Regions from separate parts of the Mus musculus genome. Here region 1 is linked to region 2. A link is a loop called in an ENCODE intact Hi-C map of the cell type or tissue named here. Cell type or tissue: gastrocnemius. All regions are shown on one strand. Each heading gives the region's core, and the rest is flanking DNA. Links, peaks and the distances in the headings are about the cores only.

Region 1 (10,482 bases), core at 2,778-7,777, 190 kb after region 2:
CCCCTTGACACAGCATGGAAACCATGGCTGCTGGGCGTTTGCAACACTCTTAAGGGGCAAGGCCTGACCCCAGGACCAGACCCCAGGCAGAGAGGATAAAGAAGTGTCATGGACCTCAAAGGACTCCCCCTAAAGGACTGTTTCTCATGCCTCTCTGGGGATCCAGAGCCTGGTCCTGCTCTTGGCGCACCACAGCAGGGGTCAGGAAGGCTGACCAGCCCACCTCCCCCTTCTCATCAAAGCCCAACCTGACAGCACCAGCTCTGCCACCAGGAGGCCTCCACACATCCCAGACAGAAGGCCTGAGATCCCAGAAGCAATCAACTGGGGGGGGGGGGTGGGCATGAGGGATGATGGCCTTGACCCCACCCCACCCCACCCCACCCCACAGGCTGATGGGATAAGGGGACAAGGCAGGGGGGTCCACGAGGGGGCAGTCAGGAGCAGGTACCTCTTGCCCATTGCACTTCCCATGGATTCTTGATCTGGATGCAGAGCTGCAGTGGTCTCTGGTTAGTCACAGACACGTGGCCGCTTCAGCAGCCCACAGCTGCTCACTTCAAAGATCATTTCCTGCACCTGAGTCTGGCAGAGGTCTGCGGTCTCTATCGTGAGACATGAAGCCACAAGAAAGACTCGAGCAGACCACAGTGCCCTCGTGATCATACTGCTGAGTTGAGTTTGCCTTTTTTTGGGAGATGTAAAAATGTAAACACCAGATTTCTTAATTTATACTAACCTAAAACTCAATTCCATATTCATGCTCCTTATTGTAAGAATATTTCTTGGTGCCTGTGAGTTGCCTTGAGAATAGAGCTTGAAAAGAAGCAAGGGAAGGGGGCAGGGCGTGAGGGTAGGGTGAAGAGGAAGGAGAGAGTCACAGATACAGGGAGGAGAGAAGAGGCAGAGAGAATAAAGAAGTGCCAGCCACAGTCCTTCAGTGGCCTTTGGGGTCCCCAATAATTCACCTCTTCTAAGATGCTCAGCACACTTCTGCCAAATGTTCTCTAAGACAAGTGCTAAGCTCTTCCAAAGAGCCTACAGCCCAGACAAAGGCAGAACATAGAAAAAACACTCCCATGATTCATTCTGGAAAATGGTGGGTTCTCTGGAAGAGGCCTCCAGCATCCCTCCAGCACCCCTCCAGCATCCATCCCTCCAGCATTCCTCCAGCACCCCTCCAGCATCCATCCCTCCAGCATCCCTCCAGCATCCCTCCAGCATCCCTCCAGCATCCCTCCAGCATCCCTCCAGCATCCCTCCAGCATCCCTCCAGCATCCCACCAGCATCCCTCCAGCATCCCACCAGCATCCCTCCAGCATGTCCAGCTCACCTGAAGGGCTGAAGCAGACTCTTTGCAGCCAGGTCTTTAGGGTGAGTCCCCACCATACATGGAATGGAGGATTAATAGTGGACGTGAACCAGACAGCCTTCTCCTTTGCCTTTCTCCATCCATGAGCGGGACTGGAGAAGTTACTGGGCAAGGGCTGGGGTGGTCAGCTTCTAACAGAAGCCATGGCCGGGCTCTCAGAGCAGACACTGCCTGGGGAGCCAGACAAGCCCAGATAGAAAAAGCCTTCCTGAGCCAGTGAAAAGCAATGTTCCAGTAGAGGAGTACAGAGGCAAGGCAAGGGGGAGCTGGCAGGAGAGGGAATGGATTCAGTGGGTTCGCTGAGACCCAGGTCCAGAAGCACAGCTCTGGCTCCCTGTGTGAGAAGCAAGTGTTGGGAGGGGAGTCCAGAAAAATACCCTGTTAACACTCCTGGGCTTAGACTCCTGGAGGAAAGCCCGTTCTGGTTATGGTGTGGTGTTCATATGACAGCTGTTGATACCATAATCTTTTCAGGGGGGTGATACAAAAGTAATACTTCAGAGTTGTGGGGGGTGGGGTGGGAGGTGGTGGATGGATAGCTCAGTGTTTAAGAGAGCTTGGAGCTCATCCAGACGACCTGAGTTCTGGTACCCACATCCTTAAGTCAGCTCACAATCGCCTGTAACTCCATATTCAGGGGGATCAGTACCCTCTTCTGAACCATTACACACACACACACATACACACACACACATACACACACACACACACACACACACATACACACACACACACACACACGCACACACAGCATTCACACAAAGACATATGTGCACACACATAAAAATAAATCTCTTTTTAAGACGTAAGAATTGAATGAGACAGCACTCTTCCAATACTTTTAGGCCCCTCCCTGCTCTGGAATCAAATAAAATATCTAGGCAGGCTTCATCTAATGTAAAGCAAGTGGGAGAGTAGAGGAAGGGAACACATATGGCTAGGGTAGGGTTTTCTTGCCCATCCTCCACCCCACCCCACCCTCCCCAGTTATCACAGTTATCAGCTGTCTCAAAAATATTCACCCAAATGAGTCAGAAGAATACCGCGTTCAGGGCTGTCACACTGTTAAAAATCAAGCTTGGTAGAAATCTTCACAACCACGGACATAGACACACACTGTAAGTCACACCTCCCCCCCAGTGCTTAAGCATCCCCCAGCACACACTGGATCCGGCTCACCTAACCACAACTTCCTCTCCGCAGTCAATGGGAAAGCCACAATCACCATCGAGAGCCGGGCCCCAACACTGTTCATGTTCATGCTCAATGGCAAGCAGGAGCACGGGCTCCTGAGCCTCAGGAAGAACGGGATGAAGCTGGAGGTGTACCCTCCAACCATGGGCACCCACAAGCTGCAGATCTTCGCCAAGGGCAACTCTGAAATCTACAGCTCGGTGCTAGAATACACACTCAAGTGCAACTATGTAGACTTCTCTGTCCAGCTGCCCAGTGAGCTCCACCAGCCCGTGGGCCCCAGCTGGTTCTCGGAGCAGATGGGCATCACGAAGCCCTCTCACTCTGACCCTATCATTCACACCAGCGATGGCCGCTGCGCCATCAGCTTTAGCGTGGAAGAGGGCGTCAGTGTCCTGGCATCCCTTCATGGCGATGACGGCCCCATCACTGAGGAGACACAGCGGCGCTACATCTTCCAGTTGAACCGAGGGAAGAGGACCGAGCTCAAAGTCCAGCTGCCCCATGCCGGCAAGTTTGCCCTTAAGATCTTTGTGAAGAAGAGGCAGGAACAAGGGAACTTCATCTTTGTCTTCAACTACCTCTTGTGCTGCGCCAACACCAAGGTGAACTGGCCCATGTTCCCTGAGAGCTTTGGCAACTGGGGACAGGACAATGAACTGCTAGAGCCTCTCTCCGGTGTGCTTCCCGCCAACCGCAACATAGCCTTCAAACTAAAGCTGCATGGTATCGCCAAAGCTCTGGTGAAAGGACAGGACACGTGGCCCCTCACTCTTAACCCCGAGGGCTACTGGGAGGGCAGCTGCAACACAGCTGGCTGCCAGGAAGTCTACGTCATGGTGCTAGAGAATGCTAACCACAACTTCTACAGCTACATCCTGAAATACAAAGTGAATGACCAGTGAGGGGCTGCATTTCTTCACGGTCCCCCAGGGTTAAGGCCAGCCCTGCCCAGGGAGGGCCCAAGCTAAGAGCAGAGAGCCCAGGACACCACTAATCTGCATGAAACCACTTCTAGGCCTCTGCTTCAGTCCCCTCTGCCTCAATCTCCCTGCTGTGTCACAGGCACTGAGGAATTTGTGCCGCCAAAGGCTCACTCAATGTGGCTGTGGAAGAAGAGACAGAGGCCAGGGCCCTCTAGAAGAAAAAGGTGCTATGTAAATCCAAGGTATTGTGAAACGTACACCCCTGCCTGTGCCTGCTCTTGTGTTAGGACTTTGTTGCTGTAGAGCTGAATGGGAAAGCGGAGGTGTTGCGGGTGCTGAAAGCTTTCCCCACGATGCCTGCCTGGTGCTTGAGGCTGAATCTATGAGAAAGGTGTGCTCCCCCTGCAAGTAACATGGTGTTTCTCCCCACTACTTCTGGACCCCAGGGAATGTCGGGCCTGCCCATCTTCCACATTCCTAGTGCTCCTATTAGCTACTTCATGCTCTTCAAGAGCTTGCAAAGGGGGTGGGTGTAGAAAGCAAACCAGCTGACCCTCAGCCAACTGGAGGCTGCTGTCTCCTGATGCCTAGCATCTCTGAGATGTGCTAAGGGCAGGAAAGCAGCCGTGTGCACATTCGGATGTCCTGGCTGGGGACCAGGGATGGAGTGGGTTTGCAGGTCCAGCAACCCACATGGAAGGGTGAAGACCCCGATTCTATGTGCCTACCAGAGTTTAGCTGAGGGCCTGGAGATTGCCCCACCCCACCCCCCACCAGCCATCCTCAGGAGCCTCAAATGCCTACATAGCCCACTGGTAGCCTGGCTGATGACCTGGGCCCTGGGCAAGCAGATTAGCCCCAGCAGTTATCAGATACCAGGGATAGTGTCTGATAACAAGATGTTGCTCCTTCCTTACAAGCCAAACCAAGCTGAGGGGACCACCACCTGCCCCCTAGAGAAAGTGTTGGTCTCTGTCTCTGAGGAAAGCCCTATCATAGCCATTTTCCCTCCTGTCTTTCTCTGAGATGACAACCCCTGCCCTGAGTTCAACCTTCCTTCCATTGGGAACAGTTGAGGGCCTCTTACTTGCTCCGGCCTGTCCTAAAAAGCCTGAGCTGCCTAGCTGGCCCTCAGCAGCACCTGAGGCTGGTGTTTCCATGGCAACAGCTGAGGGGGGAAAAGCAGGCTGCTGCAAACAGGGAAGGCCTGAGGAGAGCCCCCCGACAAGAGGTTCCTGCAGTAGCATCCCAGTGCACAGATGTGCTCCAGGAGGGTCCCTACCAAATTTCAGGGTTCTAGGACTCTGCTCACTGTGCCTGTCTCAGGACCACCCCCCCCCCCAATCCCTCACTGCTCTCTAAGGAATGTCCTCAGGCTCAGCTGCCGCCAGAGCCAGCCTGGGATACTCACAGCCTCTACAGTCAAGTCTTTCCTCAGTAAGAGCCCATCAGACTCCTTCGATAAGTGGCTGACCCCTCATGCTAGATCCTGGGACTATAGAGGTGAACACAAAGGACTCAGCCATAGGCACCCGCATCTCTGGGTGGGCAGTCTGCCAAGTGGAACCTATCTGAAGACCTAGGAGCCCAGAACTTCAGCTCTTCATTCCCTTCTGCCCCTTTCCCACAGGTCCCCACTGCTACCCACCTGATACCACATAGCCCCCCTCCACCAGACTGGGTAGCCTCACTTGTGATTAGCATGGCTGCTAGGGGCTGAGCTGCCTTGGCTCATGTCCAGGGTCCTCTGGCAGTCTCAGCCCATCAGCATCTTGTCACTCACGCCTGGAAAACGCACCAAAGTGGGGTGGGGTGGGGTGGGAGGTGGCGTTGTCTCCACTACAAGAAGACGGTGGAGTTTGCACTGCCTGGAAACAGCCTTTCCTCACCCCTTTTATTTTATGAGCAGTAAGAACTGTGCTATGTTTTAACGAAATAGTAAGTGCTTCGGCGGTCCCTGCCACTCGCTAGACACAGCCGCGACAGCCACTGCTAGCCCTGCAGAAAATGATCCCCATGTTTTTTTCAAAACAGCATAATTAATCTATTCTGGAGCTTGTGGAGGATGCTACCCCACAAAACAGGAGCTGTCCTCAGCACCAGAGACCCAGACCGAGCCTCTCCCAGCGGCCCGGGTCAACCACACGCTCCGCCCTCCTCATATAACCAGGTAGTCCCTTTGTCAAGGCAACTGTAGGTGCACTCGGAAAAACGCCTGCGTTTCTTTTTACTGAAGCAAAGATACACGAAACCGAATCCAATCTTCATGAATTTTTACACGCATGCTGCTCAGCCTGAAAATTTGGAGGCTGCGTTTTGAAGGCTTTTTATTCAAATCCCCCTCTTTGTCTGCTGGTCCACGAGTCTCATTGGCCGATCAAATGGCACGAGCGCCCCCTGGTGGATCACGTGCGAAGTTGCCACCGCTGCAAACCCCCAAGCTGGCTCTTTTTATGATGTTTGTTAAAAATCACTAGGTGCTTTCTCGTCCCTTGCGGACAAGTTATGCTGTCTACGGCATCCACATCGTGGATAGTTATCCTCGTGGTTGATATGCCAATGTCAGCGTTGTCTTGCAGACTGTCAGAAGAGCCTGGGGAGACTTCCCTGGCCTGGCGTGGTGAGAAGATAGGATGGGATTAAGAATTGAGCATCTTGCCCAGAAAGCTTTTCCTGAGACAGAAACCCTGGGCACAGGAATGCCTGTCTGGGGTCGCTGTGATCACACTCATTACTATGGCAATGACAGGCTGAAACTGATCAAACTCAGCGTTTTGCCAGGCAGGCCCCAGGATGGGCGCCAGGGTGCAGAAGGATGGGGCGTGGTGAGGCAAAAGGGTGCAATTAAGCTCTTTCAGCTTGCTTCAAAAGTGCCACCAGCTCAGCTGGACTGTTCTCTGTCTGATTGTGAATATTTTGAGTTCTCCATATGTTACATTGTCCCACGAGGACGGACTCCTCCCGGCCCACAGAGATTAAAGAGACGTAAATAGATTAACTGAAGCATGAAGGATTTGAGCTAGATATAAAGAACCATTTCCTGTTGTGAAGCAGGAGGGACACGTTGCCAATAAACTCTCGGCGAAATTCTCAAAGGACTTGAAAAGGAGAAAAGTTCCCGCAGTGGTCCGGCATTTTCTTTGCCGTGCTTACTGAAGCGGTTGGGTTCTCCCTCCGCTAACTCGTAACTCTTAAACAGTACTGGTTGGCCGGCAGTAAACACCAGGTTAATGGTGTGACCATATAGCTCACTGTTGTGGGATTTCAAAGGCCGTTTATCTGAGGTCTGCCATTTCCTTTCATCTGGAGTAAGTAAAGCCGCAGAGGTGACTATTTCTCCCCGTGTGTGCTGAGTAGTGTGGGCCACTGGCTGTTAAAGATGCTGTCCTCACATTGTTGCTGGGGTTCTTTTTCAATAAAATTTATATTCATTTTTATCCAACAATGTAATTATCGATCCATCCTTATCGCTGCTCTTACAAGGAGAAAAAAAAAAAAAAACAACCAAGGGGGGAGGGCAACACTTTCATGTTCAAAGGATGCTTTTAAAAAAAAGAAAAGATCAATGTCCCCGCCATTTGAACGTGATGGGGAGATGCAAATGGGGTGTTGGGCAAATAGCGATTCCACATTAAAGAAAACATAATTAGGTCAGCCCCGGCCCTCCGAGGCTCACGTGCCTTTGAAGAATCCGAAGACCACGCTTCCTTCATTGAATCTTGTTTAACTTGAACATTTTAAAGTCAGCCCAAATTTCTTTTTAGAGTGGGAGAAGAAAAACGTGCCAAAATTTTTCCTGTCAACCTACTTTTGGGGTGCTGAATATATGCTATACGTTTCTTGATATTCACGCACACACTCGAAACTTTCCAGGTTGCCTAAACTGATTACTCGTAAATTAGACATTTAGAGGACTGGAGGAAAAAAGAAAAAAATGAAAATCTAGACACCTCTGAGAAGCTGCTGTAACCATGGAGACCATTCTCATAGCTGTAGTGTGAAGGGCAAAAAGATTTGTGTTCCCAAATCTGAGCTTATCGCATCCCTCATTGCCAGACACAAAAACCCGAGATGTGTTACACTTCATCCTTGGGGTGGGGGTTCACAGAGGAATGCAATCCACGGGTAAGGGAAGTTTCTAATGACACACTATGGAGCAATCGGAACAAACTGTCTCTAGGTCTTAGGTGCAGTAGAAGGACAAACTCTTAAATTATTGGAACGGGCTGCAAGTTCCCAACCAAGAGCTGGAATAGACTGACCTCCGATGTTTCTTCCAGTCCAGAGGCTCTGTGAAGCTGTGTCTTTGTGAACAGATGATGGCAGGCACCAGCCTGGGCTTGTCAGTTAGGCAACATCTGAAGGGCCCTGCTGTGTTAAGAGCCTGCTCCCTAAGCCCCGGGCATGCTACACCGCACGCCTTTTACTTTCCTGCGGGCGGGCGAGGGGATGCACAGGCTCAGCAGGTGGACAGACCACAGGGAACCAGCAGCCCAGACAGAGGCTGGTCCACTGTGATTTGCAGACAGAACTGAACAAGACTAAGATGTCTCGAGGAAGTCTCTTTTCTTCCACCTCATCCTCAGACCTCAAGTCAGAAAAATTATTCTTAAGGCAATCAAATTCCTGCGGAGGATGCCTAGGGGTGTCCTGTGACCTCTACCATCCTCCATGGCAAGATCTGGTCCATATGGAGGCTTTGGGGCCTTGTCTCATGTGCTTCTTCACCCACTGTGAGTGCTCAGGCCCACCACTCCCTCAGCGCCACTTCTTGGGCCTCTGTGTGCCAAGGTGGGTCCTGCCTAGGTCATTACTGTCCACACCAACCTCAGATCTGAACATCCACCCCCACCTGAGCTGTGTTCAGACAAAATGCTTTTCATGATCCTTCCCAAGGAAGTTCATGGTCTCTGGAGAAGGCACTGGTGGGCAAGGTAAGTCTTCAAACAAAAATTGATTTTAGGTCTACAATCCTACCTCCTTAAACACACCTGATCCAGCTTGATCTCTGAAGCTAGGCAGGGCCAGATCTGGTTAATGCTTCAATGAGAAACAAAGGCTTATTTTGATAGATAATCAAGAGAGTGCCCAGTCACCTCCTTCTCCTCTAGAGACATCATGTCAAGTGCTTCATTCCCAAGGATAGTGTAATGATGGCTCTTCAAAGAGGGACACAGATGAGGGGCCATGGAGAGACGTCTCCCCTGCAGTTGAGTGAGCTGTAAGCAGCAGCTTTAGTTCAAAGGCTGCCTTCCTGTGATCCTCCTGGACCAGCAATGGCATGCACTGATCACGTAGAAGCACCAGTCAGAGCCAGCATCAAGCTTTGGGAATTCAGTGTCCTGGAGACCATGGCTGTGCAACATAAAAGGCCAGCGATCGGGACCAGGTAGGCAGCACCTCAGACTGAGATGGGACATGACAGGAAGCCCCAAAGCACAGGTCCCCTGGTGAGTCCCCTGATGGTAGGGGCTATGGCGACAATCCTTAGGATAATCAATAGGAGACACCACAATCCACACTACCCTTCTTTTGAACATGTTGGTCCCTGTTGTAGCGACAGTCTTCCCTCCCTCTCTCCTGGAAAAGCCTTGCCTGGCCCTCATCCATCCTCCGGGCTCACATCATATTTGTGACTCAGAACTCTGCACAATCGGGTGATGAGAAGGGATTGGAACTTCACCACTGAACTGCAATTTTTTTCCATACAGTTTTATTCAAAAAATATTTTCATACAATATATTCCAATTATGGCTTTCCCCTCCCAGATCCTTCCAAACTCTCCATCCATCCACCGCCATGCCCTTTCTTTCTCTCATTTTGGAAAGCAAACAAGCCCATCGGTGGTGATGCACACCTTCAACCCTAGCACTTGGGAGGCAGAAGCGGGTGGATCTGAGTTCCAGAATCTCTAGGAGTTCGAGGCCAGTCTGTTCCACAGAATGAGTTCTAGGACAGCCAGGGATACAGGGAGAAACCCTGTCTCAAACAAACAAACAACAACAAAGCAAACAAAATGGCAAAGAAAAATAATAATTTAAAAAGAAAGAAACACACACATACACCAACAAAAATTCAAAATTGTGGAGCCGAAGAGATGGCTCATCAGTTAAGAGCACTGGCTGCTCTTCCAGAGGTCCTGAGTTCAATTCCCAGCAACCACATGGTGGCTCACAACCATCTGTAATGGAATATGATACCCTCTTCTGCATGAAGACAAAGCATGAATATATATTTTTAAAAACACAAAATTGGACACCATGATACATACATGAGGAGATCAGTAAAACTGAAAAAAACTGAAAAAAAAAAAAAAAAAAAGACCCAAAGCAAGATGAGACCAAAAGTCTACAAAAATAGCATTGAGTTGGTTTGTGTTGGCCACCGGCTGCTGGGTCCAGAGCTTACATGTGTGGCTAATACACCCAATGACAGTCCACTGGAGAAATTCAGTTTTTCCTTCGCGAGTGGGTATCAACTGCAGAGAGCTTCTTGGTTGGAGACAGGAGCTCCGGTCCACTTCCCCCTTCTCAGAACTGAGAATTCTTGGAACACACACTTTGGTTCTGCTTCTTGGCACACGCTGGGTGCTTGATAAATGCTCAGTAAGTGTTTTCTTGGGAAAACTGAGAAGGGATGTGAACGGAGCTGCCAGCAACCATTCCTTGAACATTTGTAGAGTGTTTCGTTTTCCCAGAACTGGCCCTTGTGGTTTCATTCAACTCTGCCTGCCACAGCCTGGATGGTGAGAGAGGCCGAGAGTCTCAGGGGAGGATCCCAACCCAGCGAAGGGGGAATGGCTGCCCTGGGGATGGGGGGGGGGGGGGGGCTGAGGGCTGGTTGCTAGTGACCTTCAGAGACAAAAGTGACCCCTTTACCTAGACCTCAACTTATTCTTGAGGCTCTCTCTGAGGGGGTGTAGGCTTAGTCTGTGGACTGTGACTGAATGCAAGATTTCTATGTGAAGGTGGGCTCAGGGCCTCCTCATC
Region 2 (8,864 bases), core at 1-5,000:
CGTGCTCATCACAAACCAAATGAGGCTGGCCCCAACCCAGCCAGGCAGGCGGGAAGGCGGCTCTGTGTGTTGAGAGGAGAAAATGAACCTGCCTGTTGTCATTCGAGAAAAAGGAGGGAGTGAATGGTGTGTTCTGCCCCTGCGCGCTGAGCAGGGGCAAGACTCTGCTTTAATATTCTGCTGAATGTGGTATTTCTTTTAACCCTTTCAGAGATTTTTTTTCAATCCCCAGAATAAGGCTTTCCTGCCTAGCAAGGGGTAAAGCTCCCAACCTGGACACTGAGAGACGGGCCACAGCTCCGAAGTAGACCCTGGCAGCAGGCCTAGGTGATACGGCCCATGCACACCAGACTGGGTACACAATGGCACCCATGAACAGCTCCGCCAGGAAGGCAAGGGACTAGTGGGGGGAGGGACGACAAGTGTTTCAGGAGGAATGTGTCCTGGCGCCTGATGTGTTCTGTTCCCTCGAATTTGCTCTGCAAACTAGTTTGCCTATATACACATTCCCTCCATCTATTGAGACTCAAAGCCGAGAGCGCACTTCCTAAAGTGTACATCTGAGACCGAATCCCTGACCCTTCGGAGGTGCAAAGAGAGGTAAACCGGACCAGCGCAGCCCCAAACTGAAGACTTGAAGCCACCCCAGCTCACAGTCCTGTAGGCCACTCCACCTTGCGACAGTTCTCAACCGGCTTTGTTGCGGGGTGATTTCTCTCCTTTTCTATTTCGACTGCTTCTGCACGTGTCTCCGGATGAATCAACCTCAAGCCTACGCTGGGGTGCTAGCCACACTCCATACCAGTCGAAACCCTGCACATTCCAAAAGTCACACACACACACACACACACACACACACACACACACACACACACACACACGAAGACCAGCAGCCTCGCAGGGCAGCAGGAGGTCAAGCGCAAACAAAAAGCCACCTTCAGGAAACAAGCGAGAGCTTTCTGTGCAGTAATTGCTGCTTCCTCGCTTACCCATCTCCACGGAGACTGAGCAGCGGTAGTCTTTGCCATGGCTAAGACATCTTCCCTGCTATGACCAAGAGGGGCACGGGTGTATGCCAGTGCTTACTGGAAGGGTTAGAGACGCTGGACCAATGTTGGTCTGGAGTTTCCACTGAACGAGTCCGTTTCACCTGGAACCTGCAATCCAGTGGAGCCAGCTCTCAAATGGGAACACAACAGGGGAAACAGAGAGCTGCGAACCTTCCACGAGGAATGTCCCTACGGGTGGAGTCCACCTGGCCAGAGACATCCATCGGGATGTGGGGCTTCCAGCAGGGGTGGCGTGGCGGCGGCGCCTCACCCCAGAGTTGCTCTGTTCGAGATAACTCTAACTGCTCCTTCTCTACTGAGATGCGTCCCTGGAGGTGGCGGCCGCCGCGGCTCCGCAGGGAAGGTTGGGGGCGGGGAAGGGGGCGGGAGGCGGGGAGGCGAGCAGGGATTTCCCACGGGATTCGCGGGAGCCCTGAGCGCCGGGGCTCCTGGGTGCGCCGGGTAAGGGGTCCGCTGAGCGGGTTTGGCTGGCCACCAGCGGGAGGCACAACCACGCTGAGCCAGCAGGGATGGTGTCTTGGCTCGTGGGCTCGCAGCCACGCAGTCTCTTCTAACTGCCGGATGAGTTTAAGCACCGCCAGCACTCACCCAAGCCCACCCCTGCTCCAAAGCTCAGAAGGCGAGAAAGGCGTCCGCCTCGCACTTGCTGTCCCTGGAAGATTGCAACCCGGCAGCTTCTAGGGCTGATTTCCCCCCCAGGGTGCGGTCAATGGATTTGGCCCCTCTCGTTTGGCAGTCACTTGCTGGGGTACTAGTAGGACCTTCTGTGATCCCCCAAGCAGCCTGCCTGCGGAGCCCAGAGTCCGGAAACCTCAGACTGCGAAAGGGAGACAGCAAGCTACCGCTCGCCAGCCAGCGCATCCAGGCCCGGGATAGAAAGAGCCGAAGGTGCCGACTCTAGGAGCCCAGTGGCCCGAGGTATCGCTTCCCAGACCAGCTTCGCCCAGAGCTAAGGAGCTTGCACCGCAATGCAGCGGGATCCAGGCTCTCTAAGCCGGAGATGTCCGGTGATCGTGCTGTCTGGGAGCACCAGAGCGCAGGAGCCGAAAGACTCTGCGTGCGAACGAACCTGCTGTGGGCGCCCAGGGTCGGCGCAGGGCATGCCTGTGGGTACCGCCCCATCCCGGTGCCCCATCTCTACCCAGGATCGGTGACATTCTCTCTCTCCAGCACCAGGATGCCCGGCCGAGCAGCCAAAGGAGCCCTGCAAAGCGCGCGGCACCCATGAACTGGCAGCCGGCAGCCACCAAGTTGCTCCGCGAAGGGTACGTTACCTTCCATCGCGGCCACTGCAGATGCCAGGAGGAAGAGCAGCAAGCAATCCAGGGCCATCGCCGGCCAGCGGCCCCCAGGCCGAGCCCCAGCGGAGACGCGCCGCGTCCCAGGGCGCCGCTGCGCTCCCGGCGGGTGGCTTCTCCGTGTCCTTTCGCGCTCTGGCCGGGACCGGACTCCCCGGAGCGCGGCGTGGGCGTGGGCGGGAGTGTGCGCGCGTGGGGCGGTGCGGGCGCGCGTGGATGTGGGTGTGCATGTGTGTGTGTGTGTTTATGGGAGAGGTGGGTGTGTGCGTGCGTGTGTGAGAGAGGGTGAGGGAGAGCGAGCCTGGGAGAGCGCGCGAGAGCGTGTGCGTCCTGGTGTCACATTGCGAGCTACAGCGGAGCCTACGGGAGGACAGAGCGGGCCAGACTGACGGGGGAGGGAGCGGGATCCCCCACCATCAGCTCTCTCTCCACCCCTAACACCTCCTGTCCAATCAAGGAATCAAACCTGCAAAATTCCCTCATCCAATCAGGCGCGAGCACCTCCTTACACTGGCATTGTTAGTTTAAGAAAAACTTTTGCTTGCAAGGCTGTGTGGGAGGGTTAGGAAGGCGCTAGGAGGTGATCGCGCTCCCTCTTGTGGTGATTTAGGAGAACTGCAGCCTCGCACGCTCGCTTTCCCCAAGCTGAAAAGGAGGGGCTCAGCCAAGAAGTCAACTGAGGTCCCTTATGCTTACAGACACCCCACAGCTACTCCTGACTATTCCTATGCAGAATGCCGCCACCCTATATCATTTTACTAATCAATTTTGTTTATTTTTGAGTCTTGTCTGATCTCGTTCACTCAGAATTCCTGGAACCTTAACAGTGTCTTATTCTTGGCATGCATCTGTGGAGTGAGTGAATATGGTTTCAAGACTTTATGGCCGGCTGCTCGGGGGTAGTTAGAACACCCTGTGGGCTTCCTATCATATCCTCAGCTGTATATCTCCAAAAGTCTCTTCCCAGGTGGATCTCTGAGCATCCACTGTAGGGCCTGCTGTCAGAAGACAGTCATAATGGGAAGACATGAAGAAACAGCCGAAAGTCTGACAACTTGTTGGGGTATGGGGAAGGGAGACATTGCTTTGAACCAGGCCTGGAGGTAGGTGGGAAGGACTGAGTTCTGCAACCACAGGAAAACCAGGCTCCAGAATAGAAGTGGTTTCCCACCATCAGCTCTGATGATAATGCCCCATTTTGCTGTCTGTTGATCAGGTCAGGCTGTTTCAGATCCGGCCCTGGCCTTGATGCTTGTCAGAAGCTGTGTGGCAGAAGGTCCTCACCTCCTCCCGCAAGGTTAGGGATGCTCCTGGAAGACTCATGTGGGAGGGGCTTCAGCCCCCTCCCCAAACCTTTTAAAGACATTAACATCTGGCAACTCTCCTTTGGGAATTTAGTTACATTGATTCCCCACCCTGGGTACTTACTCTGTCTTTCACAGACACTGCCTCCCTCTTCACCACCCCAGCCACACTCAGACCCCTGATTCTGACAGGTCTTTGTTTCCCAGACTTTGACACAGGCTGTTTGTGTCTTCCCCTACCATCCACCCATCCGGCCTCAGAACCTGAAAGGATGACGTCAGTGACCGCTGCTTAATCTTCCCTAATACTACCTCAGCTGCTCTTTGTCCCTCCACAGCACTGTGTCTTGAAGTCCCTTAAGTGAGGGATGCCCCTCTCTGACATGGGTGAGTACTGGGTCTTTTGCAGCTTTGGCAACACTCTCCACAGTCCAATTTCACTGCCTACCTGTCTTACTACTTCTTGCCCTTCCTCCTTCATCCCTCCAGCCTCTAAGAGAGGAATCCCCAAAGCTCTTACCTTGAAACCCCTCCCCCTCCCTGCACTGGTGACCAACTGCATCCATCCCTGTGGATGGATTATAGATAGATGATGGATGGAAAACAGACTGATGGATGGATGGATGGATGGATGGATGGATGGACAGACAAATGGATGGGTGGATGGACAGACAGATAGGTGAATGGACAGATGAATGGATGGATAAATGGGTGGATGGATGGATGGATGGATGGATGGATGGATGGATGGATGAATGATGACAAGCAGATGAATGGATGGGTGGGGTGGGTAGATGATCTCAGATGGATGTTGGGTGCATGCATGAGTGGTTTGTGGGCTCTTTCCTTCCCTCCACCCCACCAAGCACACCCAGCAAAACCCCCTCTCCTGCTTCCTCTTCTTTATGCCTTTGTCTCAGGTCTATCCATCTGTCTCAGCTCTGTGTCACCCCTCCTCCCTCTGGACAACTGAAGAATCTAACTGGCCACCCGGTTTCTGTCCTCTGTAACCCCGCTGAGTGCTGCCGCCAGCGTAATCTTTCCTAAGCTAATCTTGGTCTTATCTCTTCATAGTGTTTCAACCCAGCGGCTCCTCACTGTCTCCTGAAGAAAGACAGGCCACTCTGGCGAGGCCTCCAGATTCCAGGACAGGATTCCCAGAACTGTATTCTCATCCCAGTTTTTGCTAGGCGTTCTCTTGGCCTGCAACTCTTGGCTCCTCGGTGCCTCCGTATCCTACCTTAGCCCATCCCACATTCACCCACCTATTCAGGAAATGTTTACTGGGTGCACCAGGCACACCGTGGAGCAGACCGGGGACATGATGGACAGGAAACTTATCACATAGTAGAGTAATGACAATAAAAAAGTGGGCAATGGTGTGCTAGGCTGTCAAAGGCCTTGAGGACAACAGAACACGGAAGCTGCTGTGCTGGGCAGGACAGAAACAGCATTGGTTTGTTGAGCACCATGTATGGTGTTTACTTTCATAACCAAAATGAAGTTAGTTGAATTTCTTGCCTTCTCTTTCTACCCACATCCATCGAGGAGCTTTTTTTGCTGTCCCTCTGATCCATCTCTTCCAGCCACATCTCCGTGTGTGCTCTGTCGGTCTCCCTGATCTGGCTGCAGATAGAACTGGACACTATCCACCTGTGAAATGTCACACCTTGGAGGTCCCTTGGAGCACACCAAGTAGAGTACAGACATCCAAAAAGAACCCTGCTAGGTCTTTCAACCACCAGCTGAGCTCTCTGAAAACAGCAGTTTCCTGGTCTCACCCCTGCTGAGTGAGATCAGTAGGGAACTGGGAGAAGCAGACCCTTCAGTGTGGTCTGATAGCCCTGCCTCCCTTTACTTAGTGAAGCTTGGTCTAACTGTTTCAAATTGCTCCAGAGCTTCCTCTAGAGACAGCTTGGAGGTGATACACCATGCTAGACCCAGGCTCCCAATTTCATCTCTTCTGATTTGTTTCATGTGGTGCCTGCACTGGAAATGTCTTTCTATTAGAAGGAAAGAGTCTACATACTACCTGGAAGGAGGAAGGCAGAGACAGGTAATTGATGGCTGGATTGCCAGGGGTGGCAGTATCCACCCAAGGACTATGGCGACAGCCTCTGTGACTTCTAGAAGTTGCTGATGCTTTCAGGGAGAAGACCCTCAGTTGGGGGCTGCCTGCCTGTTAATTTTTCCTTATAACTGAAGAAACAGGCTTTTCCTGAACACGTTAATCAAATCACTGTTGTTGGGTTTTGGGGGGGGGAGACCTTGAGGTGGGGTGGGTTTTTGTTTGTGGGGGGAGGGTTGCTGCTTTGGTTTTTAGTTTTTAGGTTTTTGCTGTGCTGTTTTGTTTTGTCCTGTGGAATGTACTGATCTTTCTCATGCAGTGAGTTGTACCCCAAATACCCTAAACAGCATGGCTGGTGCAAGCCAACAAGCCTGAGGACATGTCATACCCCACCACCACACCTTCCTTTGCTATGTTTCCCTTCTCTGATGTCAAATGCTCAGTTGTTCTCTTGATTAATCACTGAGCTATTTGATATCACTAAATCACGCCTGCAGAGTGACAGATGTGCACTACCAAGGCCAGCAGCCGAGGGCTTGCAGACACCCAAGCAGGGACCGAACCCTTTCCGGGAGACTCCGAGGCCCTTCTGGCTGAAAGGCTTGGAGGAAGCCCACCAGTTCACTACTTACAAGGAATCAATTTGAGGTCTCGTGGTTGTAAAGTGTTGCTGGTGAAAACAATTGCAACATTTTCATCTCAAGGTTACCTGGTTAGAAAGTTCTCCATCTGCCCCCAACTTACACACTTTTTTTATTATATACACAACCTGTGTCTTCATTCTACCTGTTAGCTTACAACCTGGAGAGAGACCGCTCGCTTGGGTGCTTGTATGTGAGAATTTCCTTTTAAAATATATTCTCCTCATAAAGCAATGCTTTTGTTACCTACTTTGTGACTTTGCAGAGTCTTAAGCTGTAAGACATATTCTTCATTAATTCTTCTCTGAGACGTATGTGGACTCTTTTAAGATTCGTTTGAGTGCATGGTAGTCAATGAGATACTTCTGCTACTTCTTTGTTCTTTCTGCATTCACTCAGCAGCAGTTTTTGCTGCTTCTTGTAGAGTTCTGGGGAGAGCCTGTGATGTCTGTAATCTAGTCTCTTTCTGTAGGATTACTACCATCGGCCATCTTCCTAGACACAGAGGTAAAGAGCCAAAGTGCATCCTCATTCTTGCTCTCCACAGTGGCCCCTGGACAGGGGCTTTCAAGGAGCTGCTGCTTCTGTCTCGGGCAAATTTCCTAGCAGATGCAGATGCAGATGAGGGTTTACATAACAAGGTAGCAAATACTGACAGGCAACCTCATTGCCAGGGTATGAAAGGAACTGACAACACTTTCAAGGTAGATGAAGTAGGATGGAGGAAAGAAATGATCAACCACACGTATGCCATATGCTAAACTCTCTTCCTTAAAAGCCAGGTTTTAAGGGTGTGTGTGTGTGTGTGTGTGTGTGTGTGTGTGTGTGTGTTCTTCGAGAATCTCATGCAATGTGTTTTGATCATTATGATTCCTCCCCTAATTCTTTCCAGACCTAATATCCCCTTCCCCACCCACCCAACTTTGTGTCTATTTATTTATTTATTTATTTATTTATTATTTTCTTTAAACCATCAATCAATTTGTTACTTTTTAACACATCAAGTTCAATGTGTGCTACCCATAGAATCTCATAGATGTGACCTTCAAATGGAACATAGTCGACTAATCAAGGGCTACAGGCTCCTAGGGAACTGGCTCCCCTCCTCTGAGCAGCTGTTAAATTGTCAATAACTCTGCAGTTGCAGGTGAAACTTTGTGCTCACCTCCCTTCCCCATCCTCGGATTTTGGTCTGGCATGCACATGCGCAGGTCTTGAGCGGGTTATCATAACTCCCGTGATTCCATGTGTGCAGCTGCTTTGTTGTGTCCAGAAGACATTGCTTTCTTCTGGTCATCCTCCAACCCACTGGTGTAGTGGTGTTGCAAGCATCATGGGTGTAACCAACAACTCTCCTATGGAACCCATGCTCGGCACTATTATCCAGTGAAGAACCTCTAACTAGACAGGTCATAAGCCCTACGAGAGAACCTATGACCATTAATTTCATAATGGACATAGTACTTAAACTTACTCCTCATAACGTTGTTACAGCCATAGATTAACACCAAGTATCGTCTTATTCCAAGGAAGAAGCATAAAAACAAGAGAGACAAGTGGTCAGGTAGACTAGCTCAGGAAGCCACAGCTCATTTCAGAACTGAAGAACAGTCAACTGACTGGAGAGGACACAGTAGTGATGTCTGTGAATCTTATTAACTGGCTTTCATCCTGTGACAGGTTAGGTCAGAGGACCAGAGAGGTGGGATGGTGGGTGGAGGAGGCTCAATAGAGCATACTCCTCTCTGCGAAGTAGCCGACACATGAATACAGCTGGACCTCCAACCCTATGCCTACATCAAGCAAGTACGAAGACAAACCAAGGATTAAAGGTCACCTGCTCACAAAATCCATTCCAAAGGAGTGAGTCTGTCCTCAAAGATAGGGAAAGGGATGAGGATGGCCCAAGAAAGGATGAGAACACAAGAGCAGAGCCTTACAACCCGAGTGAGGGACATCCACTGAGACAGATGCTTTATGAACTTCCAGGGGACATAACACTCCGAAGGCATAAGCTCCAAAGGCAAGAGAACAACATGAACAAGAAAGGCAACAGAACCAGCGAGGGAGCTCCTCTAATCAGGAAACAAATCAAGCGATAGAGAAGGGTTTTATCTATCTATCTACCTATCTATCTATTTATTTAAGATATTTTCTTTATTTACATTTCAAGTGTTATCCCCTTTCCTGGTTCCCCCTCTGAAAATCCCCTATCCCCTCCCCACTCTGCCCCACCCACTCCTGCTTCCCGGCCCTGGCATTCCCCTACACTGGGGCATAGAGCCTTCACAGGACCAATGGCCTCTCTTCCCATTCATGGATGACAAGGCTATCCTCTGCTACATATGCAGCTAGAGCCAAGAGTCCCACCCTGTGTTTTCTTTGATTGGTGGTTTAGTCCCTGGGAGCTCTGGGGGATACTGGTTGGTTGATATTGTTGTTCCTCCTATGGGGCTGCAAACCCCTTCAGCTCCTTGGATCCT

What was found. A loop is a pair of places that touch in the nucleus more often than their neighbours do. Peaks named below come from ENCODE experiments on the same cell type or tissue, not always from the same donor. Only the 100,000 strongest peaks of a DNase experiment are listed, where the experiment ranks them.
Region 1: a loop joins it to region 2, with 2.8 times the contacts of the local background. A loop is called at or near these places in 4 of 42 quality-filtered maps.

The regions. Positions count from the first base shown.
Region 1 is chr9:102,539,310-102,549,791 of GRCm38, forward strand. It overlaps Ky (kyphoscoliosis peptidase), which reads left to right. Exons shown (of 11, transcript NM_024291.3): 11 at 2,577-6,930. The coding sequence ends at 3,472. Among named protein-coding and RNA genes, the nearest start is that of Gm29387, 15 kb to the right of the region's middle. In gastrocnemius, for the core only: a CTCF peak has its summit at 5,897 (motif pointing left); DNase peaks (open chromatin) are centred at 4,161, 4,684, 5,183, 5,882 and 1 more place; H3K4me3 peaks cover 397 bases; H3K27ac peaks cover 261 bases.
Region 2 is chr9:102,351,938-102,360,801 of GRCm38, forward strand. It overlaps Ephb1 (Eph receptor B1), which reads right to left and starts at 2,756. Exons shown (of 16, transcript NM_173447.3): 1 at 2,345-2,756. The coding sequence starts at 2,402. In gastrocnemius, for the core only: no CTCF peak of the experiment used is centred there; DNase peaks (open chromatin) are centred at 27, 359, 708, 1,034 and 2 more places; H3K4me3 peaks cover 2,130 bases; H3K27ac peaks cover 480 bases.